2 separate regions of the Homo sapiens genome follow, and region 1 is linked to region 2. Evidence: read pairs that join two places in POLR2A ChIA-PET (ENCODE). Cell type or tissue: HCT116. All regions are shown on one strand. Links, peaks and the distances in the headings refer to the core of each region. The heading gives the core; the rest is flanking DNA.

The links. Peaks named below come from ENCODE experiments on the same cell type or tissue, not always from the same donor. Only the 100,000 strongest peaks of a DNase experiment are listed, where the experiment ranks them.
Region 1: POLR2A ChIA-PET joins it to region 2 with 6 read pairs; 5 of 35 experiments call an interaction of 5 or more read pairs at or near these places.

The regions. Positions count from the first base shown.
Region 1 is chr1:162,070,381-162,077,813 of GRCh38, forward strand. All of the region lies in intron 1 of NOS1AP (nitric oxide synthase 1 adaptor protein), which reads left to right. Among named protein-coding and RNA genes, the nearest start is that of NOS1AP, 4.4 kb to the left of the region's middle. In HCT116, for the core only: no CTCF peak of the experiment used is centred there; DNase peaks (open chromatin) are centred at 4,281 and 5,661; H3K4me3 peaks cover 955 bases; H3K27ac peaks cover 923 bases; H3K27me3 peaks cover 1,193 bases.
Region 2 is chr1:162,247,805-162,255,237 of GRCh38, forward strand. All of the region lies in intron 2 of NOS1AP (nitric oxide synthase 1 adaptor protein), which reads left to right. Among named protein-coding and RNA genes, the nearest start is that of MIR556, 91 kb to the right of the region's middle. RefSeq lists an enhancer at 1,668-2,329. In HCT116, for the core only: no CTCF peak of the experiment used is centred there; no DNase peak of the experiment used is centred there.

The sequences.
Region 1 (7,433 bases), core at 1,658-6,657, 180 kb before region 2:
GCTAGGCCGATTTGGGGGCCTTTCTCTTAGGGAGGGTAACTCTCCCTTCTGAGTCTATAATTCCGCGGGCTCCTGCCCAGAACTGCTCAAGAGCAACTGCAAAGTTTGAGCGGTATTGCCTCACCTCCCCCTTCCCACCTGCAGACTCCCCCATCCTTACCCGCCTAGGACTGGATTGAGTTACTTCCCGGATCCCTCCTCCAGAGGAGAAGCCGGCAAGTGAGCTCAGCCTGGGCACCTGGTCGTTTAGAATCGGTTTAAGGAAGCTCTGGTGTTATTTACCTGCTGGGCTCCCAGGGAGAGGTGCTTTCAGGAAGGTCTTTTAAAAGAGGAATGCCTGCTTCCTAATTGAAGAAAAGAATCCAGATTTTTTTTTTTTAAACTCCAGGTAACCGGGTCTAGGTGTCAGAGTCACTTCCTAAATGGCTAATTTGCCAGACTCCTCTGCATGTGCCAGTCACTGAAGGGAGTGGTGAAAGCTACCCATTTGCTAGTTTTGTGGCTTAATGTTAAGTTTCAGCATCTAGTAGGGAACTGTTGCTGAAGAATTTAGCAGAGATGACTGGAATTTCAGCGCTGAGGTCGGAGCCCCAGGTCCACCGTTGGGGGAGGGGTGGAGCAGAAGCCTCGGCCCTGGACCATCAGGTGTGAGCAAGGCTGACTCCCTGTGATGCACCTCCCTGAGTGAGGAGTTCTGGCTTCTGAAACTGCAGTGGCGGTTCCCACTGCCCATCAGCAGGAAAGAGTGCTTTTTCTGTGGAACAGTGTTCTGCTCTTCCTTCAAGCCACTTGACCTCCTCTGTGACGTAGAGAGACCCAGGGACTTTCGGCACCTACAGTGTGCCTGTAGGTGGAAAAGTATTGTCCCTCTAAGTAGGCTGGGTCTTGCTGGTTTTGAAAACGTTGTACTTTGGATGTGGCGACAGTTTGACTCTTTGTTCTCTTTCTCTTTCTTGATGGTGTACGTGCAGGCTGTTAGCATCTCACGAAAGGATTATTCCATCAGGTGTCTTCTTCCTTCAATTCACACATTTTTCGAGTATCTGACATGTGCCCAGTGTGGTCAGTTTCTTTAGATTTTTTTCTTTCTCATGTATATGGGTGAATTGGTGAAGCTCACCTTTTTTTCCCCCTGAATAACCTTATCCCAGCCATATTTGCTGGAGCTAGGAGAACTGCCCCGCTTAGTCCCCCGAAACATTAAACCCTGCCGTGGAATGCAGAGCTGAATTACTGGGTATGGCTGGGACAGAGTGGGGCTGCAGCCAAGATCTTATCTTAGTTCTCTCATCTCTCAGAATAGACCTGGTCGGTGGGTCTAAGATGGGATGCTTGGGTTAATTTTTGCCCAGGCCTGTTGATTTGGTGAGCAGAGGTTTTTATTTTAAAGTATGAGTTTTCATCAGGGTCATGATTTAATTTTCTTGGACATACATAAACTGGGAAATTGGCTTGTGTTTTGTTTGGTTCAGCAGTACCCTATTTTACAAGTAAGAGGGTAAGAAGGGAGATAAGATTTAAAGTGTTTTTAAGGCTAAGCATGGTGGCTATTGCCTGTAATTCCAGCACTTTGGGAGGCCAAAGTGGGAGGATCGCCTGAGCCCAGGAGTTAGAGACTGCAGTGAGTTATGATTGCACCACTGCACTCCACCCTGGGTGACAGAATGAGACCCTGTCTCAGATAGATAGATAGATAGATAGATAGATAGATAGATAGATAGATAGATAGATAGAAAGTGTATTTTAAGCCTTTTTATTTTATCACAGTTCAGTCCTCTGCATTTGGTCCCTAAAACCTAGTGTGCATAAGAATAATCAGGTGAGGGGGTTAACAAGTTTGAGTCTTGCCACACCCCAATTTTAATTTGATACATCTTGGGGGAGCCCAGGACTATGTACCTTTAACGAGCATTCCAGTTGATTTAATGCAGGTGATTGTGGCCAGACTTTGAGAAATATTGGGCTTGAGGGTTGCCTCCAATTTGCTGGATCTTACTCTCCCTTTCCCAAATGTACTGTTTCTTTTCTAAGCAAATGTCTGGGGGCTGTGTGATGTAGTTCCTATAGTAACTTCCCTGGATTCACAGGCAGTGGTGGTCAGTGAAAGGAGAGGGAGCCGCAGTTGGTTCAAGCTGTTTTCCCAATGCAAATGAGAAATAGGGGACCAAGGATCCTTCTTTGAGAGAGGTGAGGCAGAGAAGAAAGGACAAAAGCATACGGTAAGGGGAGTGGTGGAACTTCTTTGGGCAAAGGCTGACTTTGAGGACCAGGTCCTAACTCCCAGATCTTTGTAATTGATGCTGCACCCTGGCACATTCAAACACCATGTTAGTCAAGACCTAAGCAGAGGTGGAAGCACGAGCTTTTCTGTCCTACATGCTCCTGGTAAGAGCCTTCTCTGGCTGTTTTCCACATCCCTGCAGAGCAGTGTCTATGCAACTGCACAATCACTGGGATTTCAGGGTTAAATCCACATCGCAGTCTTCCCTTGTTTTGGAAAAATGCAGGCTGGAAAATGCAAATGTATTATTGTTGCCTTGTCGGGTACCCTTGGAAAATGAGTGCAGCTCTTTCTCTCCCAAGGGCTGGCAGTTTTTCAGAATCAACATTGGATTGAGTGTTCCTTTGGAAGTATGCCACTCATTTTCAGGGTTCTGCAGAGATTGAAAGGTGTGGGGTTAGGATCGAAGGGCATCTGGGTGGCAGAGGTTCTGTGCACTTAAAAACCCATGCATTTAGTTATCAAGTGCAATCCCAGATTTTTTTCACCTGCAGTACCTCATTTAATTCTCACTACTTCCCTAGGAGATGGGTCTCCTTATGTCTATTTTATAAACGAGGACATAGGCTCAGGGAGGTTGTTGCGTGCCTTAGTGCTCACAGTTGTGTATGACAAAGCCAAGATTTAAGCCTGGGGCTTTGACTTCAGACTCCCAAATCCAGTGCCTTTTCATTCAATAATTTTTATGGAATATTCACTCTATGTTGGCCACGGGTTTGAGTCACAGCTCTCTAGTGGAGTGTTCTCAGGTTGCTGGCCTCTAGAACTCTGGTACAGGAAATTATTCAAACATTTATTTATTTATTTATTTATTTTGAGATGGAGTTTTGCTCTTGTTGCCCAGGCTGGAGTGCAATGGCATGATCTCAGCTCATCACAACCTCCAACTCCCAGGTTCGAGTGATTCTCCTGCCTCAGCCTCCTGGGTAGCTGGGATAACAGGCATGCGCCACCATGCCCAGCTAATTTTGTATTTTTTGTAGAGATGGGGCTTTCTCCGTTTTGGTCAGGCTGGCCTCGAACTCCCGACTTCAGGTGATCTGCCTGCCCCAGCCTCCCAAATGTTGGGATTACAGGCGTGAACCACTGCGCCCGGCTCAAACTTTTAATGCTTGGCTGTTTCCAGATTTCCCTTTGGGCTGAGAGCTGCTTGCCAGGGAAACCTGTTGTCTGTGTTCAGAGTGGGTACCTGGCTTACTGACTGATGCTGGTGGGTGGGTAAATCTCACATGCCCTGAGAGCCTGTGGCTCCTTAGTAACTGCCTCCTGATCTCCCAGTATGTCTTCCTGGTGGCCAGTGCCATCAACTGACTGTCTCTCCTCTCTTGGTGAGAAAGAGACTTTTAATGCTATGGGTACAAAGGATAATAAGAGTATTAATAATAGTTATATCTTATATCTGTAGGTGATTTTTGATTTGCATTGGACTTCTACATACAAAGACTTTTCCTCTTATAGAGACAGGCACAGGCACATTAGTGTTATCTCGATTTTTCAGACCAAAAAATGGAGATCAGAGAGATTAATTTGTCCAGAGTTGCAAATTGGTGTATCAGTTAATGATATTTATTGAGCACTTACTATGTGCCATACATTATTCTAGCCTCTGCCTCACTTAATCCTCACACTCCAGGGCTTTTGACTCCAGGTCCATGGTTCTTTCACCTCCTCCAAGGCTCACTCAAACCTGAAGTATTAATAGTTGCTCCCTTTGTAGTCCTAACACTCATTGCCTAGATTGTTCCCTTATATCTGCGTGTATGATACAGATGGTCAGAACTGGAAAGCACCATGGCTCATCTAGTACAACCCCCTCACCCCATCATTGTACAGATGAGGAAATTGAAGTTTGGAGGGGAAGTCATGGACCCAAGGTCACATAGTCAGATAATAACAGAACCAGGACTTATCCCTGGTTCCCTGGCTTCAAACTGGTTTCAGTTATCCATCACTTCAAAACAAACGACCTCAAGACTCAGTAGCTTGAAACAATAACTGTTTAATTTGCTTATGAATCATGGCTCAGGAATTCAGGCAGGGCTTGGCTGGGCTGTTCTTCTGTTGCTTATGGCGTTGACTGGATCACTCACTTTGCTGCATTCATCCACAGCTAGGCTGGAATGTTCAAGAAGGCTTCACTCATATGACTGTGCCTTGGTCGTCCTTCATGTGACTATTCTCTTCACTGGCTGGCTTGGATTTCCTCACAGCATGGTGGCCCTTTTGTTTGGCAGCTGGTTTTCAGTAGGGGGTGTTCCAAGCAGGAAAGCAGAAGCTCTTAAGGTTGGGTCTTTCTGAGTTACATAGGGTCACTTCTGCCACATCCTGTTGGTCAAAACAGGCTATTAGGGAAGAGACATAAGCCCTACTTCTTGATGGGGGAATGTCAAGTTCACATTGCAAGATTGCACGTGGGATGAGAGATATTGCTGAAGCTGTTTACCACACAAAATTCTGTTTTTTCCTCTCTGCATATATCTTCTCTGGTGATATGGAATGTTCTTTGAGGACCTTGCCTCATGCCTTGGTGTATCTCCCCCTCCCAAGCCTCAACATCAGGTACAAACATAGTCACAATGAAAAATTGTCAAGTGGAAGAAATGACCAATTGTGGAAAGTCTGAAAGCAGTAAATATCATTGCTGAGTGATTTTGTGGCTTGGGAGCATGTGGTCAGATTGAAGCTGAATTCTCTGGCTATATTTCCTTCCTTGCTACCTGGCTTCATTGGTTGATGGTTTCCCTGATGTGGATTTTAGAGATTCCAGTAACCTCAGCAGGATATCTGTGGATGCCTCTTAAACATACGGCCATGAAGGCCTCCAGATGAATGACATTTGGTCACCGTAAATGGGGTATCCCTGACTCGTCTGAGCCTGCATGGCATGGTACAGAGCTCTCAGAACCATTCCACTATACACTGGGTGTTTATGTCCCCTTTCTCCCTTCTCTCCACCCAGACTAAGGGTCCTGTCTTCCAGGGTTCTGGAACAGTAGCAATTCAGATTAAGGGTCTGATGTATTTTCTGATGTCATCATTAAGGAGGAGACGTAGTTCACTTTCTTATGCTTTTCCAGATGCTTTTAAAAACACTTATCTTCTGCCCAGACTACTTTTTTTTTTGGTGGGGGGCAGTGAGTTCCAAAGATACAGTACTGCTCTGAAATGACACCTATTTTATTTGTCCTTACATTGCTCTCAGATGTCCCAGTATGTTCCTCCACACCTGGTATCTTGGGATTTGATGGACAAATCTATTTCCACGTTAGCTGTACATTTCATGATTTTATGGCTTTCAGTCGTAGTTCCTTTGCCCACAATGTCCCAGTCCTTTTTAGTGGTCAAAATCATGCAGCCACATCTAATGATGACCTTTGCCAGTTATCTATACTAATCAGGCTTGACTCACTGTTTACTATTGCCTACTCATAATGCAGCTACTCCCAAGACTCAAACTTTCAGAATGCTTTCGCTGGCTATAATTACCTGCCTTCCCTTTATACCTTTGTTGCCTTGAGGATGCTCTTAGCTCCTCAGTGACCTTTTTGCTGCCCTTGTCCTGCTGTCTACCCTCCCCAGCAGCCTGGGACCATGCCCATGGCCGTTCCTTCCTGCCTTTTTGCCCTACCCTGCAAACTTGATCTTTGCTACTTTTCTTCTTCCTTTCTGTTTTTGGAAAAGACCATTTATATATTTTCTTTGGAGAATGTCTATTCTGATCCTTTGCTCATTTAAAAGTTGGATTGGCTTTTTACTATTGAGTTCCCTCCTTTCTAATAGTTTTATTGAGATGTAGTTCACATACCATACAATTCACTAATTTAAAATGTATAATTTAGTGATTTTTAAGATATTACAGATCTGTACTACCAGCACCACAGTCAATTTTAGAACATTTTCATCACATTAAAAAGAAACACTAGGCTGGGCGCGGTGGCTCACTGCTGTAATCCCAGCATTTTGGGAGGCCAAGGCGGGTGGATCACTTGAGGTCAGGAGTTCAAGACTAGCCTGGCCATCATGGTGAAACCCCATCTCTACTAAAAATACAAAATTAGCTGGGCATGATGGCACACACCTGTAATCCTTACCCCCTGCGTCTTCCCAGACCTGAACAGCCACTAATCTACTTGCTGTCTCTAGATTTGCCTATTCGGGACATTTCATATTTATGGAATTATACAATATGTGGTCTTTTGTGTCTGACTTCTTTGCCTTAGTGTTGTGTTTCAGGGTTCATCTATAATTTATCAGTACTTAATTCCTTTATATGGCTGGATAATATATCATTGTATGGATATACCACATTTGGTTTGTTCATTCATCAGCTGAGGCACATTTAGGTTGTTTCCATTTTTGCCTCTTAAAAATAATGCTATAAACATTCATGTACAAGTTTTTGTGCAGGCATGTTTTTATTTTTATTTTTTAAAATTTATCTTGGGTAAAAGTAAAATGGCTGGGTCCCATGGTAACCATGTGTGACCATTTGTGGGACTTCCAATGTGGCTGCATCGTTTTACCTTTCCACCAGCAGTGTGTTCATATCTTCACCAATGCTTGTTGTCTGACTTTTTGATTCTAGCCATCCTCCTGGGTGTGAAGTGGGATTTCATCATAGTTTTGATTTGCATTTCCCTTTTGAACAACATAGAATGTCTCCTCATTCCCTAGGAAGCAGACTCAGAGAAAAAAAAAAAGACCATCTTTTCATGTGTTTTTTGGCCATTTATATATTTTCTTTGGAGAAATGTCTATTCTGATCCTTTGCCCATTTAAAAGTTGGATTGGCTTTTTTACTATTGAGTTGTAAGAGTTCTTTATATATTCTGGATTCAAATCCCTTATATAGATTTGCAATATTTTTACCCATTCTGTGGTCTTTTCACTTTCTTGGTATTGTCCTTTGAAACACAAAGTTTTAAATTTTGGTGAAGTCCAATTTTTTTTCTTTTTCCCTCATTTTGAGATCCATCTGCCTTCCATGTCCTGTTAGTCTGCCCTTGTCCTCTTAATTATGCCCTTCACTCCCCACCCCCACCCTGGCACAGTTACATCTCCTGGGCACTGGCTTACTCCTCCCTGCCTAAGAGTATGCTATGGCCTTCCCTGTATGAAATACCTCTTCTTTCCACCTCTTTCTTTAATTAAC
Region 2 (7,433 bases), core at 1,019-6,018:
AGGTCTAATTGTCAGACTTGATTCCTGCACATGATCTGATGGCCTTCATGAGAAAGAAGGCTGTGAGGACATATATTCTATGTTATCCACAATTTCAAGGTCACAGTAATTGGTTGGATGCCAACTTTTCAAACAGAGCTGGATGACACAAAAGGATTTACTATGGTTCTGCCTGGAATAATTAAAATCAAAAGCTGGTCGTGTGTGGTGGCTCACACCTGTAATCCCAGCACCTTGGGAGGCTGAGTTGGGAGGATCGCTTGAGGCCGGATGTTCAAAACCAGCCTGGACAACACAACGAGATCCCACCTCTAATATATATATATATAAATCAAAAGACCTTTTTTGATATGGGTGTGGCATTTTAGGTAACTAACAAACACCATGGTGTTTGACAAGTGATAACATAATTTATTGATAAGGCTTTATCCCATATTAAGTACACTGGCAGTTACAATCCCCATGAAGTAGAAGAGATAATTGAGACTCAGGCATGTGAAGTGCCCAAGGTCTTGCAAATAATAATTGATGATATTGACTTTCAAATTCTGATCTTCTGACTTGATGCCAAGTCTAGTGTGTCTTCCATTACCCATATGCTTTTCTATGTGTTATTTATGGAACTTTTTAAATTTACCATAATCTTCTCTCATTAGATTAAAAAATCAACTCTTTAATGGCAGTGGCTATTATGAAGTAGCAGGAAAAATCAGAAGGACTTCTAATATGCTCCGCTTTTACCTGAAAAAAGTTTGCAGCAGAGGAGAGGGGGCAGAGAGCTTACATCAATTTCCTTATGACCCTTTAGCCTCAGGGGTTATGGCCTGGACCATGCTGATGAGCCTCACAACTGAATGTTTCTCTAGAGATCCTAATTGACAGGGTCCTCCAACAGATGAGTGTCGGTCATTCTGTATGCCATTTTATTCACCCCAACTCCACCAACACAAATAACAACAAACCATAAACATTCATGTCCCTAATTCATTTCCTTTGGAGATTAGAGGTTTTGTTATATACACCATTAAAGTCTTCGGGGACCCATCTCAATATGTTTTTTTCATCTTGACTTAAATCCAACTCTTCTTGTTTCCTTCTCCATCAAACCACAGCACCCCCCCCTTTCCTTTTATCAAGGGGTGATGGACAATAGATGATAGCAACAGTTTCTATGGTAACAGCATCTGAGTCATCTCCTTGGAAACCTGCATAAAGGCCTTCCATCTCCAGACCAGCTCAGTGCAACTTTGAAGGCCTTTGTTCCCTTGAATGGATCAGCGTGGGGGAGCAAGCTCTCCCGGGGTTTGGCCACTGCAGTTTCCTTTGGTTCCTGATGCCCATGGCACTTTGGATATAGAGTTGGATTCAACCAAAGGTGGGGGATGGTGGGACCTGGAGTGCTTTTCTCAGCCTAGCCCTTGGCCAGAATGCATTGTCCCTAGTCCAGCACCAGATACCCTGCAGATTTAGCCAATAGATGTCTCACTTTTTAAAATGTCCATATGACTCAGCCAGGCTCCCACAGTGACCATCTATGGATCAAAATAAAGCAATGTCTCATGTGAACACAGATGAGCTGGGTATTTTAGTATGGTCACGAAGAGAATCCTGAAAGAGGGCACCATGGGGCAGCTTGTAAGAATCCCTTTCCTTATGGTGTCTTTCAAATGCAGCAGTTTTGTTACTTCAATGAAAGCAGAATGGTTTCCAGTGGCTAAGAGGATTAATTCTCTTGTCATCATCCACACCAAATAAGAATCACAAACATATCCATTGTACTGCATATTTTGGAGATCATTTTCATATACATGAGCTCAATTAATCATCTATTCAATGGTTGAATATGTGTTAATTTGAAACCTACTATGTGCTGCATAGGGTATTGAAATTTGGGATACAATCATGAGAAAAACAGACATGGTTCCTGCTCTAATGAAGTTTACTTACAGATAAGAAAAACAAGTGCTAATCAGATAATTATGCATGAGTGTAAACATTCAACCATGATCTACTCTGAAGGAGAGAGTCCAGTGTATCAGTGGGCACGAGAGGGGGATTTGACCAATGGGGACAACTTCCCTGAAGAAGTGATAGATGAGTAGCAGTGAATGGGCCTTTTGCAGATGAGGAAGTAAAGACTTTGTAGGTTGAAGAGACATCCCTATGTCACAAACTGCTAAATGACTAGTCCAGCCCTGGAATGTGAACCCAGGAATGGAGCAGTCAAATCCCATGCCCTGTCTGTTCCCTTGTTCTGACTCTCAGAGCACTGCCTAGAGTCAGTCCTAGACCAGGTAGCCAAGGAGTGCTCTCCCATTTCCCCTTTCAGGGCTTATGCTGTCTTCAGAAAGGTTCCTCCCAGCTTCTAGGACCAAACCAAATGCCCATTTTCCCGAGGGGACAGTTCTAGGAATTTTCTGTTTATACAGACATCCTCCTCCAAGGTGTTATCTGATCATTGAAGTTAGCCTTCCTAGGGATGTTGACCTTTAAATATAGCACTCTAGGAGGCTAAAAGTTTTGAAGTACCTCTTCCCTCTAAAAAAGGATGGAGATAGGTTAAAAAAGAATATCCACTGATAGAGTATAGGCTTTAGGAGAGAGATTGTTTTAGCCAACATTTGGAAGCAAAACAGCAGCAGAAGCAGGCGAATCCATTTCATTCATACTCTGGGCCTATCTGGTTCCCTGTGGTTACATCTCCATTTAAGGGGCAAAGAAAGCTGTATTGTCTCCTCCTCAGAGGAGTGGGAAAGCCCCCCTCCATAGTCATTGAGAATAAGTGAGTCAGGCAGGGGAAAGTGGGGTGGGGTAAAATGGGACCACCCCCATGCAGCAGTTGAGGGAGCTGCTGTGTGCACAGCCCTATGGTGATGCAGTGGATGTCTATATTTAGGCATTTGCCTACTTGTTACATTTTTTTAAACAAGAACTTAAAGGTGGCAGATTCCCCCTGGCATGCGAAGAGTGTGTGAGACTACCTTTCCACCTATAGCTTGAGTTCTTCCTCCCTCTTATCCCTTTGTGGATACCATTATCAGCCAGACACCTTTTTCTTGAGCTTTTGTAACCCAAAAGCTAACCCTTCTGCCTCCTGCCTTGACGTCCCAAGCATACTGGAACTTTGACTCTTCCCTTCCTCTCTGGATCACTTGCTGTAAAGGCACACCTTATCATAGCCCCACTGGGACTGCCTTGCCTGTCATACTTCCAGGGGAGGAGACTTTAGGTATTACCTGCTGTGCCCTCTGTCCTGAGCTTTTTTGTTTGTTTGTTTGTTTGTTTGTTTGATAGTGTCATGAGACCACTACCACAAAAATAACCTGTTTATCTGTAAATTCCTTAGTATGAACTCAGCTAATGCCTGTGGCCTATGAGCTGTGTGAATAGAGGTAGTCTGAGTACAGCAATATGGTGTCATGCCATCTTTGGCCTAAACAATCCTGCTCTCCCACTAGGCCCTCTCAGCTCATGTCCTGCTGTCTCTGTCACATCTTCCCTGAGTTCTTCAAATTCCCGCAGCCCCTGATCCCCATGCCATTCACTTGCCATCATTTTCTACTACCTTGTCATTATGAGTCAACGTTTTATGTGTCCTTGTCCTGTTTCTTCAGAGAGAACATGCAGATCATCTATTACTGAGCAAAAGGGGCTCATTTCCCAATGTACTAGAAGCTAAACACTGTGACACTGGGTTTTTAAGAAAATAAAAGCTTTATATTGAAAGTTGACTCCCAAGGAGACAGGAGTCAAGCTCCAATCTGTCTCTTCAGGCTGGGTTTATTTAAAATATATATATGTGTGTGTGTGTGTGTGTGTGTGTGTGTGTCTGTGTGTGTGTATAAATATATATATATGTGTGTGTGTATGTGTGTGTATATATACACATACATATTTGAGATAGGGTCTCACTCACTCTGTCACCCAGGCTGGAGTGCAGTGGTATGATCATGGCTCACTGTAGCCTTGAACTCCTGGGCTCAAGTGATCTTCCCAATTCAACCTCCCACGTAGCTGGGACTACAGGCATGCACCACAACACCTAGCTAGTTGTTTTTTTTTTTGTTTTTTTTTTTTTTTTTTTTGTGGAGACAAGGTCCCACTATATTGCCCAGGCTGAACTCAAGTGTTCCTCTCTCCTTGGTCTCCCAAAATGTTGAGATTATAGGTGTGAGCCACCACAACTGGCCCAAGGCAGTATATTTATTAGAAAAGGTTCAGGGGGTAAATTCTTTTTTCTTTTTGTTTTTTTTGAGACAGGGACTCATTCTGTTGCCCAAGCTGGAATGCAGTGGTGCAATCTTGGCTTACTGCAGCCTCAGCCCTCAACCTCACAGGTCCAAATGATCTTCCCACATCAGCCTCCTGAGTAGCTGGGACTATAGGTGTGTGCTACCATGTCCAGCTAATTTTTGTATTTTTTATAGAGAGGAGGTTTCACCATATTTCCTAGGCTAGTCCCAAACTCCTGAGCTCAAGCAATCGGGCCACTTCCTCCTCCCAACATGCTGGCTGGGATTATAGGCATGAACCACTGCATCCAGCCCAGGGGGTGGATTCTGAGATTAATGGATGATTGGTGGAAGGAAAGGGGAGGTCTGGAAATTCCTTGGGCATGCACAGTTATCTCTGCATGTTGCCTCATGGATTGCATGTGCAAATTCAAGGGGAGGTAGTATGAAGCATGCAGTAGAAATTCAGGCTGTGAGGTCAGCAAGCCCATTCTGTGCACTCTAATTGGCCATCTTGGTTCCAATAGATTTCAGTAGTTATTTTATCTCGTAAGTGGAGGGAGCTTCAGCAAGTTGTTTCTTTAATTACCTGCCATCTTGTGAACTCAAGAATTTCTATTAATCCCTGGTTTCTTTAACTCTTTGGGGCACAGTTTCACATATGTGCATGGACCATGCTTTCTCTTATATTGGTGTCCCTTATAGCTGTGTATTCAATATAATAGCCACTAGCTAAGTGTGGCAATTTAAGTTTCAATTCATTAAAATAAAATTAAAAATAAAATTCAGTTTTTTGGTTGCACTTGCCCCATTTCAAGTGCCCAGAAACTGTATGTTCAGCAGCTATTGTATTGGATAGCACAGGTATAGAATATTTCCATTATTACAGAAAGTTCTGTTGGGCAGTGCTCTTCTATAGCACTTGGTATATGCTGGTACATGCCTGGTGCCTAATTGGTCTCTGCTATGGTTTGAATGTTTGTCCCTAACAAAACTCATGTTTAAATTTAATTGTCACTGTCACAATATTAAGAGGTGAGACCTTTAAGAGGTGATTAGGTGAAAAGGGCTTTGCCCTCTTAAATGGATTAATGTCATTATGGAGGGAGTGGGTTTGTTGTAAAAGGGCGAGTTTGGCCTCCTCTTGTTCTCTTTCTCTCTTGCCCTCTCCACACTTCTTCCTTCCGCCATGGGACGATGCAGCAAGAAGGTCCTTGTCAGATGCCAGCACCTTGATATTGGACTCCCAGCCACTAGAACTGTGAGAAATTTCTGTTCATTATAAATTATCAGTCTCTGATATCCTGTTATAGGTGCAAAATGAACTAATTCCTCAAGAAATATTTACTGCTTGAGCCTTCAAGTTAAGTCTGTTTCTCATGGGTGAAGCCAAGGGTGGTTACAGATATAGAAGAAAACTTATACTTTGCCCAATTCAGTTATGAATTGTCAGAGAGAAAACATTAGAAAAATGAGGAAAAAAGCTCTCACTTTTCATCCTTAGAAGATCAAAATAAGCAAGATTAACCCTGTCTAGTTCTGGCCAACCACATAAGTGAATGTTTAAGCATTCCCCATAATCCTAGATTTTCTAGCTATAACAGTTTTGTCCTTGACTTCTGTGATGCTGAGATCTAAGGAAATGTCACTCCCTTTGTGAATATAATGATCTTTTGAGAAATGCAGTTTTTTCAACATAAGCAGACTTATCTTCTGGGTTTTTTTTCTTTTAAACATCTCTTGATTTTTATATTTCAAGCCACTTTTTTTCTCTTATAAATGTTTTTGCTGACACAGATGAGTAGTTTAGCTGAAGATTTATCTTTTTTAATGCATGAATCCAGAAAATAAGAAGCAGGCGTATCCTATGACAAGGAAATGATGATTACTATCTTGAGGAGATAATGTCACCTCCTACAGAGGCTACTTAGTGATTGAAGAGGTAAAGGGAAGATAGGATTCCTGCATTCTGGAGTGGTATGGTTTTTGATGACTTGGCTTTTCCATCTGTAAAATGTACTTTAAGAATCATTTTCTTATTTTTTGAGTAATTGTTTTTGATGAAGGATGATGAAACATTTGTATCTTTGTCTCTAAATGCTTTTTAAAGTCAGTGCCTCGTTTCAGCATCTCGCCCTGGGTCTTGACTATAGTAGATTCTTGGTCAATGCCTATAGATTGTTTAAGTCCTCATTAAATGTGCATCATGTAACTGCAAGGCCTTCTTCTTGTATCAGGGGCTATAGTTTATAGAACACAGGCAAAGAGCTGGGATTTCTGGTGACCAGGAGCAGTTTAGGAGGATGCTGTTGGATGGGACTGACATGAACCATTGTGGGTGAATGTGCAAACGTGAGTGTTACCACTGTCCCATGTGACTAACCCTCCCCAGCAGGGGCCAGTGGTTTTAAAGGGCAAAGCCATGGGCCTGCTAGATGATGATGGAGCACGAGAGACATGGAATTCAGAGCTAAAGCTGGCAAGCTGGCTCCTCCACCACTTTGCTGGCAAACATGTTGGCCATTTTAGGGTAAGGAGTGGGAGGCCTTGAGAATCTCATGGATGTGTTTTCTACAGTAGCTAGCGTGTCACAAGAGGATGCGACTGGTGAATGTGTACAAAGGAGAAGGGACATGAGGAAAGTGTGCTCTAAATTAACTACCACAATACTTTATAGTATGCCATAGTTTATAGCATATTACAAATTATACTCTAACTGTAGATCACTATAAGCTGGGAACAGGGCAATGCATTTTACCAGTACAATCTGTGGTATGGGTGGTGTTATCCTCATATTGCAGATAAGAAAGATTGAGGCTTAGATGTTTAAGTGACTTCTTGGCACTCACACAGCTGGTAGATTCCTTATCTGGGATTTAGATTTAGATCTTTCTCCAAGTCCATATTCTTTCTATTATTCCTTCTTCCTCTCTAAAGAGGCTCTTTGTGGTCCATTTCAGTTTGGACGTTCTATGATGTTACCAAATATTTTCTTCAAAAGGTCTTTCAAGAAGCAGTTAGAGCTCCAGGAATAGTACAGCTTGAATGTGCTCATCAGTTAAACACATTCACATCTCCCTGGGGCTGCGGAGTCAGGAGAGTTAATTAGCATCTGTCAGGCAGTTCTAAAGTACTTACAAGGGCTCACAGATGACCTTGAGGAACATTTTATTTTGAGGTGGCTCCTAGAGTTTGTTTTAT